Linked DNA regions of Homo sapiens: region 2 is linked to region 1. A link is a loop called in an ENCODE intact Hi-C map of the cell type or tissue named here. Cell type or tissue: HCT116. All regions are shown on one strand. Each heading gives the region's core, and the rest is flanking DNA. Links, peaks and the distances in the headings are about the cores only. Region 1 has its middle 12 kb from the start of LINC02890. Region 2 has its middle 26 kb from the start of CDR2-DT.

Evidence for each region. Peaks named below come from ENCODE experiments on the same cell type or tissue, not always from the same donor. Only the 100,000 strongest peaks of a DNase experiment are listed, where the experiment ranks them.
Region 2: it touches region 1 in a loop (2.8-fold over the local background); 1 of 110 quality-filtered maps calls a loop at or near these places.

The regions. Positions count from the first base shown.
Region 1 is chr16:22,620,423-22,630,874 of GRCh38, reverse strand. No RefSeq gene overlaps it. Among named protein-coding and RNA genes, the nearest start is that of LINC02890, 12 kb to the right of the region's middle. RefSeq lists an enhancer at 6,035-6,557. In HCT116, for the core only: no CTCF peak of the experiment used is centred there; no DNase peak of the experiment used is centred there; H3K27me3 peaks cover 2,673 bases.
Region 2 is chr16:22,395,718-22,406,169 of GRCh38, reverse strand. It overlaps the pseudogene SLC68A2P. Among named protein-coding and RNA genes, the nearest start is that of CDR2-DT, 26 kb to the right of the region's middle. In HCT116, for the core only: no CTCF peak of the experiment used is centred there; DNase peaks (open chromatin) are centred at 3,800 and 4,200; H3K4me3 peaks cover 707 bases; H3K27ac peaks cover 1,904 bases.

The DNA of each region.
Region 1 (10,452 bases), core at 1,032-9,031:
CCTGAGTAGCTGGGACTACAGGTGCACCACGACACCCTGCTAATTTTTTGTATTTTTAGTAGAAATGGGGTTTCACCATGTTAGCCAGGATGGTCTCTATCTCCTGACCTCAGGTGATCTGCCTGCCTTGGCCTCCCAAAGTGCTGGGATTACAGGTGTAAGCCACCACGCCCAGGCTAAGAATAGATTTTAAATGTTCTCACAACAAAAAAAAATAAGTCTGTGAGGTGGTAAATATGTTAATTAGGTTGATTTAGCCATCCCACAATGTATACATATATCAAAACATCACACTGTACACCATAAACATACAATTTTTTTTCTGTGACAAGGTCTCTCTCTGTCGCCCAGGCTAGAGTGCAGTGGCACAATCATCACTCACTGCAGCTTTGAACTCCTGGGCTTAAGCGATTCTCCAGACTCAGCCTCCTGAGTAGCTGGCACCACAGGCACATGCCACCATGCCCAGCTACTTTTTGTATTTTTTGTAGAGACAAGGTCTCACCATGTTGCCCAGGCTGGTCTGAAACTCCTGAACTCAAGCTGTCCTCCCACCTTGGCCTCGTAAAGTGCTGGGACTACAGGCGTGAGCCACCACACATGGTCAACATTTACAATTTTTATTTGTCAACTAGACAACAAGTAAAAGAAAAATGTGCAAAAATATATAATACATTAATGTCACACACATACATCAATACAGAGCTTTATAAGCTGAAACAATTCACATCAAACTGGCAACAGTGCTTGTTTCTCGAGATTATCTAGGAGAGTGGTTGGTAAACCTCTTTTGTAAAAAGCCAGATAGTAAATATTTTAGGCTCTGCAGGCCTTAGGGGCTCTGTCATGACTAATCAGCAATTCCTTTGGAGTGTGAATGCAGCCACAGATAATATACAAATGAATGAGCTGTGTTTTAATAAAACTTTATTTCAATAAAGACAGCGAGCCAGATTGGGCCTGCAGTAGTTTTCCAACTCCTGGTCTGGAGAACCAAGAGGAGAGGTGTGAAGCCTCTCATGTTTAATTTTTTTTTTTTTTTTTTTTACAGGGAGAATGAAAGCATCTCTTACATATGTAATTAAAATGAATTTGAAACAAAGATGTGGGTGTATTAGTCTGCTTAGGCTGCTAAAAGAAAATAGTACAGACTGCGTGGCTTTAAAAACAGACATTTGTTAGCCAGGTGCAGTGGCTCACGCCTGTAATCTCAGCACTTTGGGAGGCTAAGCTGGGTGGATCATTTGAGGTCAGGAGTTCAAGACCAGCCTAGCCAACATGGTGAAACCCCATCTCTACTAAAAATACAAAAAAAAATTAGCCAGGCGTGGTGGCGTATGCCTGTAGTCCCAGCTACTCAGGAGGCTGAGGTAGGAGAATCACTTAAACTCGGGAGGTGGAGGTTGCAGTTAGCCAAGATCGCACCACTGTACCCCAGCCTGGGTGACAGAGCGAGACTCTGTCTCAGAAAAAAAAACAAAAAACAAAAAACAAAAACAGACATTTATTTTCTCACCTTCTGGAGGTTAAAAGTCCATGATCAAGGTGCCAGGGTTGGTTTCTATAATTTCATAAATACATACATACAAGATTGACTGATTTATTTATTAAGAGATAGGATCTCGCTATGTTGCCCAGGCTGGTCTCGAACTCCTGAGCCCAAGTGGCCCTCCCACCTTGGCCTCCCAAAGTGCTGGGATTACAGGCATGAACCACCATGCCCAGCTCAGGGTTGGTTTCTAGTGAGCCCTTTCTTCCTGGTTTGCAGACAGCTGACTTCCCACTGTATCCTCACATTGTCTTTTCTCTGTGCTTACACAAAGAGGGAGGGGAAGAGGTGCTCTCTAGTATCTATGCTTCTTCTTCTAAGGACATCAGTCCTATTAGATTAGGGCCCCACCCTTATGACCTCGTTTAACCTTAATTACCTCCCTAAATGACCTATATCCAAATACAGTCAAACTGGGGGTTAAGGCTTCAACATATAAATTTAGGAAGGACACAGTTCTGTCCATAACAATGGGCCATGACTTGTATCCTGTAACAACAACACACAGGCTCCTTTTCTCAGAATCCTGGACAAATCAGTCAAGATCATGATGATTCCCAAAATGAGGAGGCCCAGCCAGAGATTATACCTTCCTCCTCTAATTTTCTTCTCCTTCTCCCTAAGGGTGTACTGTTGTCCTGCTCTAAGAAGTCTTTGCCCCACCACTCGCTTTCCCTTGGATATCTCCTTACCTGTTAGACATCCTAGAAAAGGGTGCATTGAGAAATAACTATGGCAATAGACCCAGACCCCCTTTGGTTGACCTGTAGCAGCACAAAGCAGGCCTCTAATTCCCCAACTTTGAAGAAAGAAAGAGACACAGGACCAGAGCCTGATGAGGGGTAATAAGGTGAAGACCTTCAAACTTCTAAGGTCTAAGTATTTTTTTCAACATGTATTTAGGAAGACACTGGGCCTATCAGGGGAAAGGGAGAGACGATGGGTGTGTGTTGACAATGCACAGCCTCTCCTATGCATCCTCAGCAATTCCTCTCTGATCCGACTGCATGCCCCAGTCAGCAAAACCAAAGCCCCAAAATCAATAAGGCCCCTTACAAGGCCAATTAGCAGCCACCTGTGATTCTACTAAGATCATACCCCCTTCTGCAAAGAAAGGAGAGGTTCCCATTCCCTGTCCCAAAGATGTGAGAGTTGGATTCTTTCCAGCTGCATTTGGTAGTCTCCCAGAGTGTTCCCATGGGTAAAATGTTCTCCTCTCATCACATTTCCGGAACTTTTTAGCATCATAGACATATTTTAATGTCCTTTATAAGCGAACATTGCATGCAGCGGCCTGGCTGGCCCATCCCATAATCCAGCATTGAAGGAACGTAAGGACTTAAAGGTGAGAAAGACACAATCATTCTTTCTTTTTTTTTTTTTTTTTTTGAGACAGCGTCTCACTGTCACCCAGGCCAGCGTGCAATGGTAGTGGCATGATCATAGCTCACTGCAGCCCCAACCTCCTGGGCTCAAGCAATCATCCCAACTCAGCCTCTGGGGTGGCTGGGACTACAGGAGCACAGCATCATGCTCAGGTAATTTTTTATCTTTTTGTAGAGATGGGGTCTCACTTTGTGGTCCAGGCTGGTCTTGAACTCCTGGACTCAAGTGATTCAAGTGATCCGCCCACCTTGGCCTCCTGGGATTGCAGGTGTGAGCCACCACACTCAGACACAATCTTTCTTAAAGTCTCTCTGTCTCTCTCTCTCTCTCTCCCCGCAACCCCCTCCCCACCCCACCACCCCCCCACCGGCTCGCTCTCTCTCTCTCTCTCCTCTCTCTCTCACCCCCCTCTGAATTTGGCTAACCTTCTATACTGGGACTAGCTCTACCTGTCTGGAGCTCATCTTGTTGGTGTAAGATGGAGAGTATTCTTCACAAGTCCATGCATCCACCCTCTTTAGGTGAGCCAGCCTCTTTGGAGTAGTAATGCCCAAGTTTCATGGGCTTCTTGTTCTTTGTAAGTATACAGTGATTGATCCTCGTGAGATTACTTAACGGTGTGTGTCTGCTGGTGGAACCCTAAAGGCTGGGCAGTGGGCCAAGGTCATAGCACCCAGCCAACGAGCAGGTGTCCCTGACAACCCAAACATCCCACAGCATATCTGGGATTATACCAAGAGAAAGTCTCATTGTATGCAATAGGTAAAGAGCCAAAACAGGTAGCTTAATAGCAGCTTACAGACAGGAGGCGGGTGGGTCTCTGGAGCTGTCTTGCCGCCACCCAGGAGTACCCTGTATGTAAGTCCCAATAAACTCATCTACTCATCAAGCTGGACTGGTCCGAGTCATTCTTTGGTCTCTTGGCTCCTTCCCAGTTTGGGGGGACATTTTTTCATACAGTACCAGGTTTTTCTCATAACATCCTGTGGCTCAGAGGCAGGGGTACTTTCTTCTTCACTGTTGCCTCTCATCTATAGTTGCAAAACAAACTTACACCCAGATTACCTCTCCCTGTCAAGGAACTAGATCAGGTATTTTTATAGTGCTGCTTGACCAAATGAAAAAGAGAAGAATCTAGAATAGCTTGGAAATTTCTGGGCTGGGTCTCATTACCCAAGCTAGGAAAATACAAGAAGGTCCTGGGCTAAGGCAAGGAAAGAGGCGATGATTTGTTCTCTTTGGGGCTATGGTAAATTTGAGGCACATCTAGGATATCCAAGTAGAGTGTCAGATGTTCAAATCTAGAGCTTGGCCCTAGAGAAAAACCCACATCAAAAAAGGGACAAAGAATATGATCACTCAGTTCACAGAAAAGGACAAAAACAGCTCTTAAATATAGAAAAAGATGTTCAACCTCACTCATAATATAAGAAATGCAAATTGACTACCTGGATAACATTTCTCACCTATCAAATTGGAAAAAACCCAAACGTTTGGTAACACATTTTGTTGATAAGGGCTGTGGGGAAACAGGAATGCTTCTACATTGCTGGTGAGGATTTAATTTCATATAATCACTCTGAAGAGCAATTTGGCACTCCAGTGAAATTATGAATGTACATATCCTTTATTCCAAAAATTCCACTTTGGAGAATTTATCCTAAGGATATACATGCACAACTGTGAATTGTATTTGCACGAAATTACTCATTACAACATCATTTGTAATGCAAGTGTATTAGTCAGGGTCCTCGAGAGAAACAGACCAACAGGACACACACACACACACACACACACACACACCCTGTTGGTTCTGTTTCTCTAGAGAACCCTGACTAATACAAATGTGTATGTATAAGTACATGCATATATATGTGAGTGTGTGTTTGAAGAGGAGAGAGAGAAAGGGACAGAGAGAAAGAGAATATAAGGAAATGGCTCACACAATTATGGAAGCTGAGAAGTCCAGACCCAAGAGAACCGATGCAGTAAGTTCTATCCAAGTCCATGTCTGAAGGCAAAATAAGACTGATGTCTCAGCTCAAAGACAGGCAGAGAAAGAGCCTTACTTAGCCTTTTATTTTATTCAGGCCTTCAATAGATTTGATGAGGGGCACCCACAGTAGAAGACAGTTTGCTTGATTGATTCAGTCGATCAATTCAAATGTTAATCTCATCCAGAAACACCCTCATGTCAAACACACCCAGAAATAATATAACCAAACATCTGGGCAGCCTGTGGCCCAGTCAAGGTGACACATAAAATTATCCAACATGACAAGCAACTGGAAACAGCTCACATGCCTATCAATAGGAAACTGGTTAAGTAAATGATGGGACATCCAGACAATAGAACATTGTGCAATTACAAATTTTAAGAAGAAAAAGAAGAACGAAGATATTCTCTATATGCTATCACAGAAAGATCTAAAGTGAAAAAAGCAAAGTGTAGAATTTGTGTGTAATATGATACATTTGAAGGAAAATGAGGAAAAATTACAATTTATATATCAATCTTTTTGCATACGTGTAAAGAACTTCTGGAATGAGTCATAAGAAACCAAGAGTGCCAGGCGTGGTGGCTCTCACCCATAATGCTAGCACTTTGGCAAGCTGAGGCAGGACGATCACTTGAGCCCGGGATTTGGAGGCTGCAGTGAGCTATGACTGCACCACTGCATTCTAGCCTGGGTGACAGAGCAAGACTTTGTTAAGAAAGGAAATGAAAGGGGCTGGGGGAAAGGAAAGGAAAGAAACGCAAAATTAAGTGCAATAATCTCTCATGAGGACAGAAACTAGGCATATACAAGACAACGAAGAGAGAGAATTTTTACTAACTGTTTATACTATCTGGATTTTTAACTATGAAAATGCAGTGCCCATTCAAAAAGATTTTAAATAACTGAGAAAGGAAAAAAAGAGCTGTGTGCCTAGGAAGGTACAACTTGGAAGCCATCAGCACACAGCCAGCATTTAAAGCCATGAAGAAGGTGAAGTTGTCTAGACAGATGTGAAGAGAGAAGGAAGTTTAAGGAGTGGGGTAGAAGAAAAGGTGGTGGGGAAGCAGTCCGAAAAATAGAAGACAGAAGAGGCAGGTGGTCTCAGAGGGTATATAATGGTCTCACAGCAAGAAATATAAAATGCAAACTCAAGCATTTGGCAGCTGGGTCGTTTTGGGTTGATATATTTAACCAGATAGTCTGTATTGTGTTTGCACTTTCTGTAGGAAATATATCATGTAGTTACATTTCATCCTTGGAATTCCTCTCTCCTGTGAGTGCAACCTGATTTGAGATGTAAATAAACTGCGGAGATAATGCCGGAGTCTCGTCAGACGCCCAGTTCTCCCGCCAGCCGAGGATGGGAGTGATGATGAATGGTGCCAGGCCCGCTGCATAATCTTTTCTGTTTTAATACTCGATTATCATGTCCCTCATCTTCCCTGGACCCAAGACTCAACACATTAAAATCTCTTTGTTTCTTCCACAATGCTTCTATCTCCATTGCATCTCCAGCCTCCTTTAATATTGTTCATTATTGAAGGGAACACAGGAAACCAATTACCCAGGTGGCAGCCGGAGTTGGTCATGTGCCCACCCAGCCGCACGGAGAGACCGGTTCCCTGTTCAGACGAATGAGAATCCTCACGCTCTGCCAAGTCCCTCACCTGTCCTCAGGCTCCTGGGAGCCACCACTGACATGGCCACACATGCGTTAGACATTCACGTTCAGCTAATTCAATTGGCGTTTGTCAATGCCAGGTGCTTTGGGAGGGCCAGGCAGTTCTGCAGGCAAAGCAGTTGTTCACACAGTGGTTAAGAGCAGAGACTTCCAGAATACCTGAGTTTAAATCCTGAGTCTGCTGATAAAGCTGTGTGACCTTGGACAAATTCCTAACCTCTCAGTCCCTTTGAGTTCCCATTTGTAAAATGGAAATAATAACAGTACCCACATGTTGTGGGTTAAATTGTACCCCCCCCAAAAAAAAAAGATATGTTAAAGTCTCAACCCGTGGTACCTGTGAATGTGACCTTATTTGGAAATAGAGTCTTTGCAGATGTAATCAAGTGAAGAATAGGTCATGCAGAATTAGGGAGACCCCTAAATCTAATGACTGGTGTCCCTATGAGGAAGAAGAGATTTGGAGACGCAGAGACAGATACATCAGGAAGGCCACATGAGGCCACAGCAGAGAATGGAGAGATTCATCTGCAAGCCAGGGAATGCCAGTAACCACGAGAATCTGGAATATGCAAGGAAAGATTCTTCCCTTAAGGCTTTGGAGGGAAATATGGTCCTGCCAACACCTTGACCTTAGACTTCTAGCTTCCAGAATTATGAAAGAATAGATTTCTGTGGTCTTAAGCCACACAGTTTGTGGTCATTTGTTACAGTAGCCCTGGGACATTAATACCCCAGCTCAGAGGGTGTCAATTGACATCAGAGGGTGTCAAATGAGGATTGATTATACATGCAACACATGCAAAGTGCTTAGGAGAGTGTCTGACATCTGGTGAATCATACAAGTGTGGCGTAATTGTTATTATTTGTTGATATTATTGTGGTTGCTTTGTCCCATAAGCAGACATCCCTTATCATTACAGCAATAGCAGACAATGGACAAATAAGTTGCCTGCCCATCTGCACAGACACCTGGAGTTGACTATCGGCAAGCAGGCTCTCAGTCCATTCCCTGATACAAGGGAAGAGGCCAAGCTCTTCCATGTACGGGGCTTGCATTGCTCACCTTTGCAGGGAAATTGTAAGAGGGAGGATGCCAAGCACATGTCCATAGGTTGACAACTTTCTAAAGACTGAACTGGTTTCTGTTATACTGAGACCTCCTAAGGGGAAGAGTCAATTCCTTAGTCAACATAATTGGGGCAAGGGAAGCACATTGGTGAAGCACATGGGTCTTGGGGTCAGAGTATCTGGCTCAAATCTCACTTCTTCCACCTACTAGTTCTGTGACCTTCAGCAATACTTTAGCCCTTTTTTTTTTTTTTGAGACTGTGTCTCACTCTGTCGCCCAGTCTAGAGTGCAGTGGCGTGATCTCTGCTCACTGCAACCTCCAGGTTCAAGCGATTCTTGTGCCTCAGCCTCCAAAGCAGCAGGATTACAGGCATGCACCACCACGTCCAGCTAATTTTTGTTTCTTGGTAGAGATGGGGTTTCGCCATGTTGGCCAGTCTGGTCTCAAATTCCTGACCTCAAGTGATCTGCTCACCTTGGCCTCCGAAATAGCTGGGATTACAGATACAAGCCACCCTGCCCAGCCCTTTAGCCTGTTTCCTCATCTGTAAAATGGCAAAGGCTAACATAAAGTGTATCATAATGTATTGGTGGATAATCTAGAGTGGATAGAAAAGGGCAAGTTTTTTCAGGGCCAACACAGCTCCCTTGGTCCTGCACACACACACACACACACACACACACACACACACACACACACATATCTGTTGGCACTCTGAGGTCACTCTCACACCCACTGTCATTATCTGTTCCCTGTAATTATCTGTTGAATTTTTTGCCAAAATTATTTACCATTCAGTCCTCTACAGAAAAAGTTTGTTGATCCCTGCTTTAAATCAACTCACTTTTTAATTTAAATGCATTTCTAAATAGGACACATGATATAGCCAATGTAATTGAAAACCAGCATTTCTTGCCATAGATGGAAGGTAACAATAAAATAAATGTGTAACTACAATTATTAGTGTGAGTCAAAGAAAGAACACTCAGAGTAGAAGGAGAAAAAGGAGGATTTATAATAGCAGGGAATCAGAGGAACTCGGGGGAAATAGGCCATTGAGAAAGGTAGTGAAGGCTGTAATAGAAATACTGCTCATCACGAGGGAGCAGAGTAAATAAAAGCGTGAGGGAAAAGGACACTGGGAACCAAAAAAAAAAAAAAAATGATTTCTTTTCAACATCTGAAAGTAATAAGCATAATTTATAAACTAGATTAGAAAAGAACATCTCAGCACATTTATAATGAAAACTGCTGATGCTAATGAGAGCAATAACATTTAAATAGAAATCTGTTTACCTTTGGGAAATTCATGCATAACTTCAATGCTGTACTGATTAACTTAAGGACCAGGGACTGGACTGATTAACCTTCCTGGGTTTTTGTTTTCAAAAGGGGAGTTGGCTGAGGTGTAACAGCCTGACGAGAACTCAACAGCCTAAACCTATGATTGGGAGTAATTGGAACCAGTAGAACCGAAGTCAGAGTAGCCAACCTGGCCATATGCTACAGTTCTTTCCGGTATGAGCATCCGAGGTTTCTTTGAAAACCTGAAGAAAGCTATGCTCCTCCTTCTCAGAAAAACACACAAAAATACACACACCAAAACTTTTGCATTTAATTTGTTTTACATTTGAAATGTATGTCTTGTATATCAATATAAGTTAAAAGCTGTCTTAAAAAAAAAAAAAAACTCCTGATCTAATTATTTTATAACTTATTCTAAGAGTTAAGGCCTATTTAAATGGTAAAGGGGGTCAATCCAAAATTGCAAATAAAACAAATGTTTAAAATTTTCTTCTTCTCAAAATCACATTTTAATGAAAATACTATAATTTCTTGGCTTGAATCAAAAGTTGGCTTTGTGAAGTAGTCTTTGATATCAATCCCAAATCAATTTTAAATTTTCCGTTAAATGGCACTAAGGGTCAAAAACCCTGAACCCCCAAAATGCACAGGAAAAGACAAAATTAACATTCCCATTGCTTGCTTTGCCAAGTTAGAGTGGGGCTATGTCAATAAACACCAAATCCTCCAAGACTTGGTAAATTAAATTCATGTCGCCTGTTTTCTTTTGTCCTTAAGTTAATGAGGCTGGGTCAACGAGGGAAGAGTTTATGAATCTATCATTAAATTTGAAGATGATCTGAGTGTAAGTAACCTTCAAGTGACTTCATCAGTGTTTCAAGGTGTTTTCAGATTTGGTGCGCCATGAAATTTATAAGGCTGTCATTTTTGGCTCCAATCTGCAGAATCGCTTTCATTCAGCCTTGAGAAGTTTGCAGAGTTATCCCCCTGCAGGGTAAGATTTTGGTTCACACAGCAGTTCAGAGCAGAGACTTAACCACTGCAGGTTAACATTTTTGCCAAAAAAAGCTCACGATTTTTCTGCACTGACCATAATAGTAACTGAAGGACCTTGCATGGAAATATTGGCTTCATTCTGGTGAACAATAATTTCTTCCAAGTAAGTCCAGTGGTAAAAGAATTTCCTGCCAAATTGTTCTGCAAAGGAGCTTTTCTTCTTCTTCTTCTTCTTCTTCTTCTTCTTCTTCTTCTTCTTCTTCTTCTTCTTATTATTATTATTATACTTTAAGTTCTAGGGTACATGTGCACAACATGCAGGTTTGTTACATATGTATACATGTGCCATGTTGGTGTGCTGCATCCATTAACTAGTAATTTACATTAGGTATTCCTCCTAATACTATCCCTGCCCCTTCCCTATGCAGCCATAAAAAAAAAAAAAAAGTTCATGTCCTTTGT
Region 2 (10,452 bases), core at 1,003-9,002, 220 kb after region 1:
TGTCACATATCAACTAATGATGGAAACCTTGCAACTCAGGAAGAGAAAAAAGAAAACAGGAAGGAGAAAAAAGAAGAAAGGGAGGGAAAAAAATAAAAGAGAGGCAAGGTCTGAGAATTAGAGGAAATTTAATTTGATGGTAAGAGCTTGGGTTTGATTGTCTGTTCTTCAGTCTGCTGGTTACATTAACCAGAACATTGGGAACATTAATTTCTGCAAGGTCTTAGTTTCTTGAAAATGGGGATAACTTTGATTGTCTGACAATACAATTGCTGTCTATCTCCCCAACTAGACTATAAGTACCACAAGGACAGAGGCTATGTCCGGTTTTGCTCACTGGTTTTTGTCTTCTCTGACATGATTAGTGAGACAGTTGGCTCAAGCAAAAAAATCATTTTTAAAAGAAGAGACAGTAACCATTCCATTTTAACTTAACTATACTCATTCATAAATCTTTTCTTTGGGTTTTTCGCTGAGTATATGTCCACTGATGAAAGTGCTGGGCCGGCTGGGCGCGGTGGCTCACGCCTGTAATCCCAGCACTTTGGGAGGCTGAGGCGGGTGGATCACGAGGTCAGGAGATCGAGAACATCCTGGCTAACATGGTGAAACCCCGTCTCTACTAAAAATACAAAAAATTAGCCGGGCATGGTGGCGGGCACCTGTAGTCCCAGCTACTTGGGAGGCTGAGGCAGGAGAATGGTGTGAACCCAGGAGGCGGAGCTTGCGGTGAGCAGAGATCGTGCCACTGCACTCCAGCCTGGGCCACAGAGCAAGACTCCATCTCAAAAAAAAAAAAAAAAAAGAAAAAAAAAAGAAAGTGCTGTGCCATCTTTCTTGTATAAACAGGATCCATATTACATGATAGACAGTTTCTACTGTCAATTATAAAGAGAACCTCAAGTCACTTATGAAGCAAACTCAGTACAAAATATCTTTAGACTTCTTTGACTTTCCCCTCAAAACATTTAGTTTCCACTGTATCAAACGTGATAGTAATTGTTTACAACTCAATTTTTTTCTCTTCTCCTTCTCCTTCTTCTTTTGTATGTTGCCTAGGCTGGTCTCAAACTTCTGGCCTTGAGCAATCCTCCTGTCTCAGCCTCTCAAAGTGCTGGGATTACAGGCGTGAGCCACAATGCTTGACCCTACAACTCAATATCGAGTCTTCCTAAAGCATTCAACTTAATTTTCATAAAAGTAACTTTCATTTCACGTATATATTTCCTGTTTATAAAATATAAGTACAATTAAATTTTGCAATTGCAGTAACAAGTACGTCTGACATTAAGAGATTTGAATTAAAAAACACTGACCCTTGGTAATGATACACTGAATCATGGGAGTAGAAAAGTACAGGTGTCCTCAAGAGTAGCCATTTGGTCACAAACCTACTGCGCACATGTGAATAAGTACATTTTAGAGCCATGGTCTCCAACCATTTTGGCACCAGGGACCAGTTTCATGGAAGACAATTTTTCCACGGACCAGGGGGGTTGGTTTTGAGATGATTCAAGTGCATTACATTTATTATGCACTTTATTTCTAATATTATTACAGACCGGTACTGGCCTGTAGCCTAGGGGTTGGAGACCCCTGTTTTAGAGAGAAGGAAGAGCATCAGATAACTTGGAGAGTTCATTACAAGACCCACTGTATTGAATCCTCAGCATTTACCACATTGCCTGACACAAAAGAATAAATCGATAAATATTTGTCAAGTCCATAATGTCTACCACTCAAGGCTGCTGCAAGACCTGAATGAGCAAACAGTCATACAAGCTCATTTGGACATTGGCATTTGGTAAATGTTAATGCCTTTCCCTTTCTCACTGTTCAAGACATTTTATTTATTTGTAACCTATCTAATTCAAAAGGAATTTGAAAGGTGAAAAATGTTTACTGAAGTTGTTGCTTGTTTATGTATTCATTCAACAGAAGGAGTTTTGAGCCAGTCAGTTTTCCAGGTACAAAGGAGACAAAAGTGAAGATAGCGCCCTGGACTGTAAGGAGCTCACCACCTTGCCTATCACCCCAAATATGAACTTAGCAACAAAACTCTGCAACAGGAAAGGAATTAGAGAAATCCAGGTAGCTGGCAAATCTTTCCTCAATTTAATTTGCATTAAAAATAAAAGAGGGGGCTGGGCGCCCTATTTTATTATTTGCATTAAAAATAAAAGTGGTTCACATCCATAATCCCAGCACTTTTGGGAGGCCAAGCAGAAGGATCGATTGAGACCAGGAGTTCAGGACTAGCTTTGGCAACATAGCGAGATCCTCATCTCTACAACATATATATATTTAAAAATTAGCTGGGCCTGGTAGTGTGCACCTATATAGTCCTAGCTACTCAGGAGACTGAGGCAGCAGGATCTCCTGAGCCCAGGAGTTTGAGGCTGAAATGAGCTATGATCACACCACCACACTTCAGCCTGAGCAACAGAGCAAGACCCTGTCTTGAAAACAAACAAACAAACAAAAGAGGTTTTGCAGCATAAATGTTTTGACAGAACTAATAAAGAATGTGCCTCTGTCTGGCCGGGCGCAGTAGCTCATGCCTGTAATCCCAGCACTTTGGGAGGCCAAGGTGGGTGGATCATCAGGTCAGGAGTTTGAGACCAGCCTGACCAACATGATGAAACCCCGTCTCTACTAAAAATACAAAAAAATTAGCCAGGCGTGGTAGCACGTGCCTGTAATCCCAGCTACTCAATCGCTTGAACCTGGGAGGCAGAGGTGGCAGTGAGCCAAGATTGCACCACTGTACTCCAGCCTGGGCGACAGAGCAAGACTCCATCTAAAAAAAAAAAAAAAAACAATGTGCCTCTGTCTTAAAATAATACATTTCTCTCTAATCTGCAAAATAGGACACGTATGAGAAAATATTTGCCAATCAAATACACTTTATAGCTGATCTAAAGTGCTTACAATCATACCAAAGAACAGAACCTCTCATCATCAGCTTAGGCTTTTTCAGCTAAGAAAGGATAAGATGGACCTTGATTTTTAATTTTAATTCTTGCAATGTCACAGAGTAAAGGTCATTTTACCTAATCGTCCCATGTAATAAAGCATATTGCCATATGTAGAACATACAGCTAACTGAGATTTCACTTTGCTTTCTGATATTTAACCCTGTTGTAATATTGGCTGTGTGAACCTGAGAAATGAAAAACTGTGATGTCGTTTTAGAAATGGGGAAAAGTTGCCCAGGGCAAACAAGCATGAATATATCTGATTATATTCTGTCCCCTGGTTCCTAGCAATGCCTCTTATGATTGTCTTTCAGATATGTGATTTGTAGTGGCAATATAACTGAGATATGGAGACTCTGATAGGTCCTGCCTACATGTGATATTTTTGTAGCTAACATTTGAAAAAGTATACTTACTGCTGATTAAACTTTAGTAAATCTGCATCAACCATGTCAGCTAGTGGCAGGGTAAACAAGGAAACCGAAGCTCACACGATAACCCTAGAAAAAATGTTAAAACACATATGAAAATTTTACAACTAGGAGGCACAGCTTTTGTTAAAAAAGAATAAAATGAAAGTTGACATTTGATTTGCAAGAAGATAAAAGGAAATGATATACTATAAAAGTAAAGCTATATTAGGCATACCCTTCTATCCTCCCAAATATTATATATCTATGAATATATAATTCTCTTTTAAAAGTGAAATAACTACTTTCACTTGGGAATTTTAAAAATGATTTTTATGCTTCTTCCTCATTCCAAATGACTAAACTCATTTAATCTGCTTAAATTATTAATAGATTCTAAAGGACAGGAAGTGCCAGGGAAATTAATCACACAGACATCTTTCTCTTGATATCAGAAATAGGATACATTAAGAACTGAGAAAGGGCATATAGCATTTTAATTATGATAGAAGAATAAAAATGAGGGGGATGGTTTAAGTGAAGAAAAAGCAAAAATATTCATTCTAAAAATTACTATAAACTATCATTTTACATATTATACAGCCAGGGCCACCCTTACAGACTTATAGAATAGTTATCTGCATGGGGTTCTAATGTCTTGAAGTTTCATAGGGATTCAATCATTTGAGTCAATTATTACAGTCTCCACTACCAGTTTGTTCAAAATGCAAATATGTCTTCATGAAAATTTTCTCAAGTTGTTCCAGCAGGGACCTGGAATAGAATGTATTAATTCATTCACTCAAAATGAGTGACTCATGCCTGTAATCCTACACTTTGGGAGGACGAGGTGGGTGGATCACTTGAAGTCAGGAGTTTAAGACCAGCCTGGCCAACATGGTGAAACCCCGTCTCTACTAAAAATACAAAAATTAGCCAGGCATGGTGGCTGGTGCCTGTAGTCCCAGCTACTCGGGAGGCTGAGGCAGGAGAATTGCTTGAACCTGGGAGGTGGAGGTTGCAGTGAGCCGAGATCACGCCACTGCACTCCTGGACAACAGAGTGAGACTCCATCTCAAATAAAACAAAAAACAAAAACAAAAACATTATCTTTTCTTTTCTTTTCTTTTTTGAGACAGGGACTCACTCTGTTGTCCAGGCTGGAGTGCAGTAGCATGATTTCAGCTCACTGCAGCCTCCACCTCTTGGGCTCAGGTGATCCTCCCACTTCAGCCTCCTGAATATCTGAGACTACAGGAGTGCACCACCACACCTGGCTAAATTTTTATTTTGTGTAGAGACAGGGTTTTGCCATGTTTCCCAGGCTGGTCTTGAACTCCTGGGCTCAAGTGATCCTCCCACCTCAGCCTCCCAAAGTGCTGGAAGTATAGGCATGAGCCACTGTGCCTGGCCCAAAACACATTTTCTAAGGACCAACTATTTGCAGGAACTGCAGTAGGTAATGGGCCGCAGTGGTAAGAGACTAGACCCTATTCACAATAAACTCAATCCAGTGGGGACTACAGATAGTCGCAGGTAGAGGAAAAGCACCACAGCAGAAGTAAGCATAGGGCACTGGAGTCATATAGGAGGGCCACCTAATCCAGATGAGGAAATCAGGGAAGGCTTCCCAGAGAAGCACATGCCCGAACTGTGGCCTAAGACACGTGAGGACAGGGCCAAGCAAGAAATGGGGAAGAGCTTTCCAGGCACAGGAAACTGCATCTTCTAGACACAGAGGTGTCTGAACCAGGAACTGCAAAGTATTTCTGTATGGCAGAGAGTACAGTGTAAGTTGAGGAGTAACAAGAAATGAAGATGAAGGCTGGGCACAGTGGCTCACACCTGTAATCCCAGCACTTTGGGATGCCAAGGTGAGCAGATCGCTTGAGCCCAGGAGTTCAACACCAGCCTGGGCAACATGGCAAAAACCCATCTCTACAAAAAATAAAAATTAAGCTGGGCATGGTAGTACACATCTGTAGTCCCAGCTATTTAGGAGGATGAGGTGGGAGGATCACCTGAGCCTGGGAGGTGGAGGTTAGAGTGGGCCATATTTGTGCCACTGTACTCTAGCCTGGGCAACAGAGCAAGACCCTGTCTCAGAAAAAAAAAAAAAAAGAAATGAAGACGAAAAGATAAAGAGGGACTATATAACAAGACATCATAATGTCATCATTTCGAAATACCCTGAAAGCAATAAGAAGCCACTTAAGATTATTAAAGGTACTTGGGAGGCTGAGGTAGGAGAATCGTGTGAACCCGGGAGGCGGAGCTTGCAGTGAGCCAAGATCGTGCCACTGCACTCCAGCCTGGGCGACACAGTGAGATTCCATCTCAAAAAAAAAAAAAAGATTATTAAGCAAAGGAAGAGCATGTTATTCTAGAAGCAATATGAGAGAGGGAGTTGGAGAGACTGGAGACTATAAACTAGGGGATCATATGGGAAGACTGTATCCTATTCCATGTAAGAAATGAGCTATAGGAATGTCAGTGGAACTGAGAAGAGATGGATTCAGGGCACATTAGGGAGATAAAACTGCTAACAATTAACAGTGTGTTGGACCTAGGTGTCAAAGAAGAGAGAAAAGGCAAAGACAACTTCTCGGTCTCTGACTTGGGCAACCAGATAGATGGCAAAGCCATTTCCCGAGATGGCAAATAATGGCAAAAGAGCAGATTTGGCAGCAAGATCTTTGATTTGGACCTGCAGAATTTGACATGCCTGTGATGGAGGCAAAGTGGGTGCTTGGGGGAGGAGGAGAGGTTGCAGAAATAGGAGGAAGAGTTGAAGGAGAAATAGAAGCTCAGTGTCTTTTATACGTGGCAGCAGTATTTACTAAATATATTTTTGAGACAGGGTCTCACTCTTGTCACCTAGGCTGGATGGAGTGCAGTGGTGCAGTCGTAGCTCACTATGACTTGAATTCGTGGGCTCAAGTATGATCCTCCTGCCTCAGCCACTAGAGTAGCTGGGACTACAGGCATGTGCCACCAAAAAATTTTTTAATTTTTTATAGAGATGCGGTCTTACTCTGTTGCCCAGGCTAGTCTCAAACTCTTGGCCTTAAGCAATCCTCCAACCTTAGCCTTCCAAGTAAATTTTTTAATAGGTTAAAAAAAAGTAAGTTTACTACAAAATTTAATGTATGAAATTCCTTCATAAAACAAGCCATTAACATTCAGACAATTTGTCAAAAAGGTACAATGACCTTGCCTAGAAATGAATATTAAACTCAGTCCGGATCAAAAATGTGTCACTGCTTGAAAGGGCAAATAGTAAAATTTAGTGTAATTTTGAGACTGGAACCAGCATTTACTTACATGATAATAGTGAGATAAAGAGCCAAACAGTAATAGTATTGCTTTCCCAGGAGTAACATTACAATGGAGGCTGTTCCTTCTACATAGAAAGAAATTAAGATGATCTTATGGTAATCAAACTTTTTCAGCCAGGACTGACTGATAAGTACAAGGCACTGAAATGGAAACAGAATGGCATTGTGTTAAGATGGAACTCCACGCATTATTAAGCTTACTTACTCTTGCTGATGACAAAATAAACATTCTTATTGCAAAATAAATTGCTGGCCAGGTGTGGTGGCTGATGCCTATAATCCCAACACTTTGGAAGGCCAAGGTAGAAGGATCACTTGAGCCCAGGAGTTCATGACCATCCTGGGCAACATGGTGAAATTCTATCTCTACAAATAATACAAAAATTAGCTAGGTGTGGTGATGTACAGCTGTAGTCCCAGCTACTAGGGAGGCTCAGGTTGGAGTACTGCTTCAGCCCAGGAGGTTGAGGCTATAATGATCTATGATCACACCCACTGCACCCCAACCTGAGTGACAGAGCAAGACCCTGTCTCAAAAAATATGTAATAAATAAATAAATTTGCTTCTGAATTATAGTGTCAATTGAAACACACAATTAAAACTATCTTGCTTAGATATGCCATTATTATCCATATATACCAAAAATTGATTATGAATGGTAACTTTTTTTTTTTTTTGAGACAGAGTCTCAAATCTGTCATCCAGGTTGAAGTGCAGTGGCATGATCTTAGCTTACTGCAAACTTTGCCTCCCAGGTTCAAGCAATTCTCATGCCTCAGCATCCTGAATAGCTGGGATGACAGGCAAGCACCACTGTGCCTGGCTAACTTTTGTATTTTTAGTAGAGACAGTGTTTCACCATGTTGGCCAGGCTGGTCTCAAACTCGGGCTCAAGTGATCTGTCTGCCTCGGCCTCCCAAAATGTTAGGATTACAGGCGTGAGCCACCACATCTTGCCTGAAATGTACTTTTTACCCTAAAATCAAGCATCAGGGTAAACAAGAGTTAGCATTCCTTGCTAACTGTGCCCTGCCTAACTTTATATGTTTTTATCATTATAACAGATTCATTTTAAGAGCTCAGACTTAGGTTTTTTGCATTTCTTGCTATCAGTGAAAAAGTTCATTGTTCTAGACTGAAAAGTTTATGCTAAATATACATATGTACATTAACAAAGATCAGAAGATACTCTTTGTTTTCAATAAAAAAGCACACATTGTTTATCCCTGATAAGTTTTCACTAACCAAAAGTATGTGCATTATAGTTAGAAGAGAATTTTGAATGATGTAAGTAGAATACAGATGTTCTTTAATAAACATAAGGGTTTTTTTTACCCTGACTGATTTTTTGACTGACTTTTCTACTTTCAAGGAACAAGAGTTCATTTTCTGGATACTAAAAAACAATGGATCAGTGATTGATGTGGTCCAAGGCATTTCTTAGAGTTCTGTAAGAGGAAGTATATAAAATACCCCAACAAGTCCAATTATATTCTTAAATATTATTATAATATTATAAAGGAACACATTTCCACATATTGAAATGCAGCTGCTGTTTCTCCATCTCTAGTACATAAACATACAAAATACAAGAAGTTAATAATGTAAGAAATATGTGGTAGAGTGGAATGTGCAAGATTTTTTTTACAGACAAGGTCTTACTATGCTGCCCAGCCTGGTCTCAAATTTCTGGGCTCAAGCAATCATCCCAAGTAGCTGACCACAGGCATGCACCACCACGTCTGGCTAAAAAGTGAAAGATTTTGAAATCAGATGTCCCTAGGTTTAAATTCCAGCTTTGCCACTTTTACCAGCTATTTCTTCACAGACAAGTTACTTTACCTAAGAGGCATTTCCCCCACCAAGACAAACTTTCTCTCTCTCTCTCTCTCTCTCTCTCTCACTCTTGCTCTCTTCCATTTCTCTTCTCTTACCTAGCACCATACTCAACATATAAGGCACTTAATAATTGGTAGCTATTTTTCTTGTGTCCAATATATAAAAAGATATAAGCCAATGATGAGTAGTATCACAAAAATCATGAAAGAAAAGAGAAAGACCGCCTTTTTTTTTTTTTTTAACTAAAATAAAGCCTTCTACAGATGAAAGATTTTGGCTCCCCATTCAACAGTGTGTTCCAACATAAGTGTTGGCAAACCTGTGGCAAAGGAGCCTACATCAAGACAGAGGGATAAAGGCAGTGCTGTGCTCACAGTGAAAGTCTAATAGATACCTGCTGCACTGAGTTGGCTGTACATAATAAGAGCTAACATTTCTAGAGGGTTTATTTTGTGCCAGGAACCGTTTTAAGTACTTTGGATGTTTTAATTCATTTAACCCTCATAATAATTTCCTTAGGTAGGCACTATTTTTTTGTTGTTTTTTAAGACAGGGTCTTGCTCTGTCACCCAGGCTGGAGTGCAGTGGCACAATCACGGCTCCCTGCAGCTTTGACCTCCTGGGCTCAAGCGATTTTCCCACCTCAGCCTCCCAAGTAGCTGGGACTCCAGGTGTGTGCCACTATGTCTGGCTATTTTTTTAAATTTTTTATAGAGACAGGGTCTCGCTATGTTGCCCAGGGTGGTCTTAAACTCCTGGGCTCAAGTGACCCTCCCACCTTAGCCTCCCAAAGTACTGGGAGCCATTGTGCCCAGACCAGTAGGTACTATTTTGATCCTCATTTTACAGATGAGGAAACTAAGGCACAGAGAGGTTGAGTAACTTACCTAGGATTGCACAGCTAGTAAGTGGAGAGCCAGGCTCCTCCTGGGCAGACTGCAGATCCATGCTCTTAACCCAGTTACTCCTCTGCCTCTCTGGGGAGTGTAATATGGAAGAGTGACAGACCTATACCAACAGTTATTAGGGAGACAGAGTATTTATTCATCCTTTTCTCCTTTATTTATTCAACTCCTCAAAAAGAAAACCAGCCTGAGGGCTGGGTGCGGTGGCTCACGCCTGTAATCCCAGCACTTTGGAAGGCCGAGGCAGGTGGATCACTTGAGGTCAGTAGTTGGGAGACGAGCCTGGCCAACATGGTGAAACCCCATTTCTACTAAAAATACAAAAATTAGCCAGGCATGGTGGCACATGCCCGTAATCCCAGCTACTTGGGAGGTTGAGGCAGGAGAATTGCTTGAATCTGGGAGGCGGAGATTGCAGTGAGCTGAGACCATGCCATCACACTCCAGCCTGGGTGGCAGAGCGAGACTGTCTCAAGAAAAAGAGAGAGAGAGAGAGAGAGAGAGACTGTCTCAAGAAAAAGAGAGAGAGAGAAAGAAAAGAAAGAAAGAAAAGGAAAGAAAAGGTAAGAAAGAAAGAAAAGGAAAGAAAGAAAGAAGAAAGAAAGAAAGAAAGAAGAAAGAAAGAAAGAAAGAGGAAGGGAGAAAGGGAGGGAGGGAGGACGGAGAGAGAAAGAGAAAATGAAAACATAGTGCTCACCCTTCATTATTTTATCCAATAAAGTGTTAAAGAGACTTAGCCAAATGAATAACAAGAACAACAGATTCCAATGAGCTGTCATTATTTTTTTTTTTTGTCTGAGGCAGAGTCTGTCACCCAGGCTGGAGTGCAGTGGCACCGTCTCGGCTAACTGCAACCTCCACCTCCCAGGTTCAAGTAATTCTCTGCCTCAGCCTCCCAACTAGCTGGGATTACTGACACCCACCACCACGCCCGGCTAATTTTTTGTATTTTTAGTAGAGACAGTGTTTCACCATCTTGGC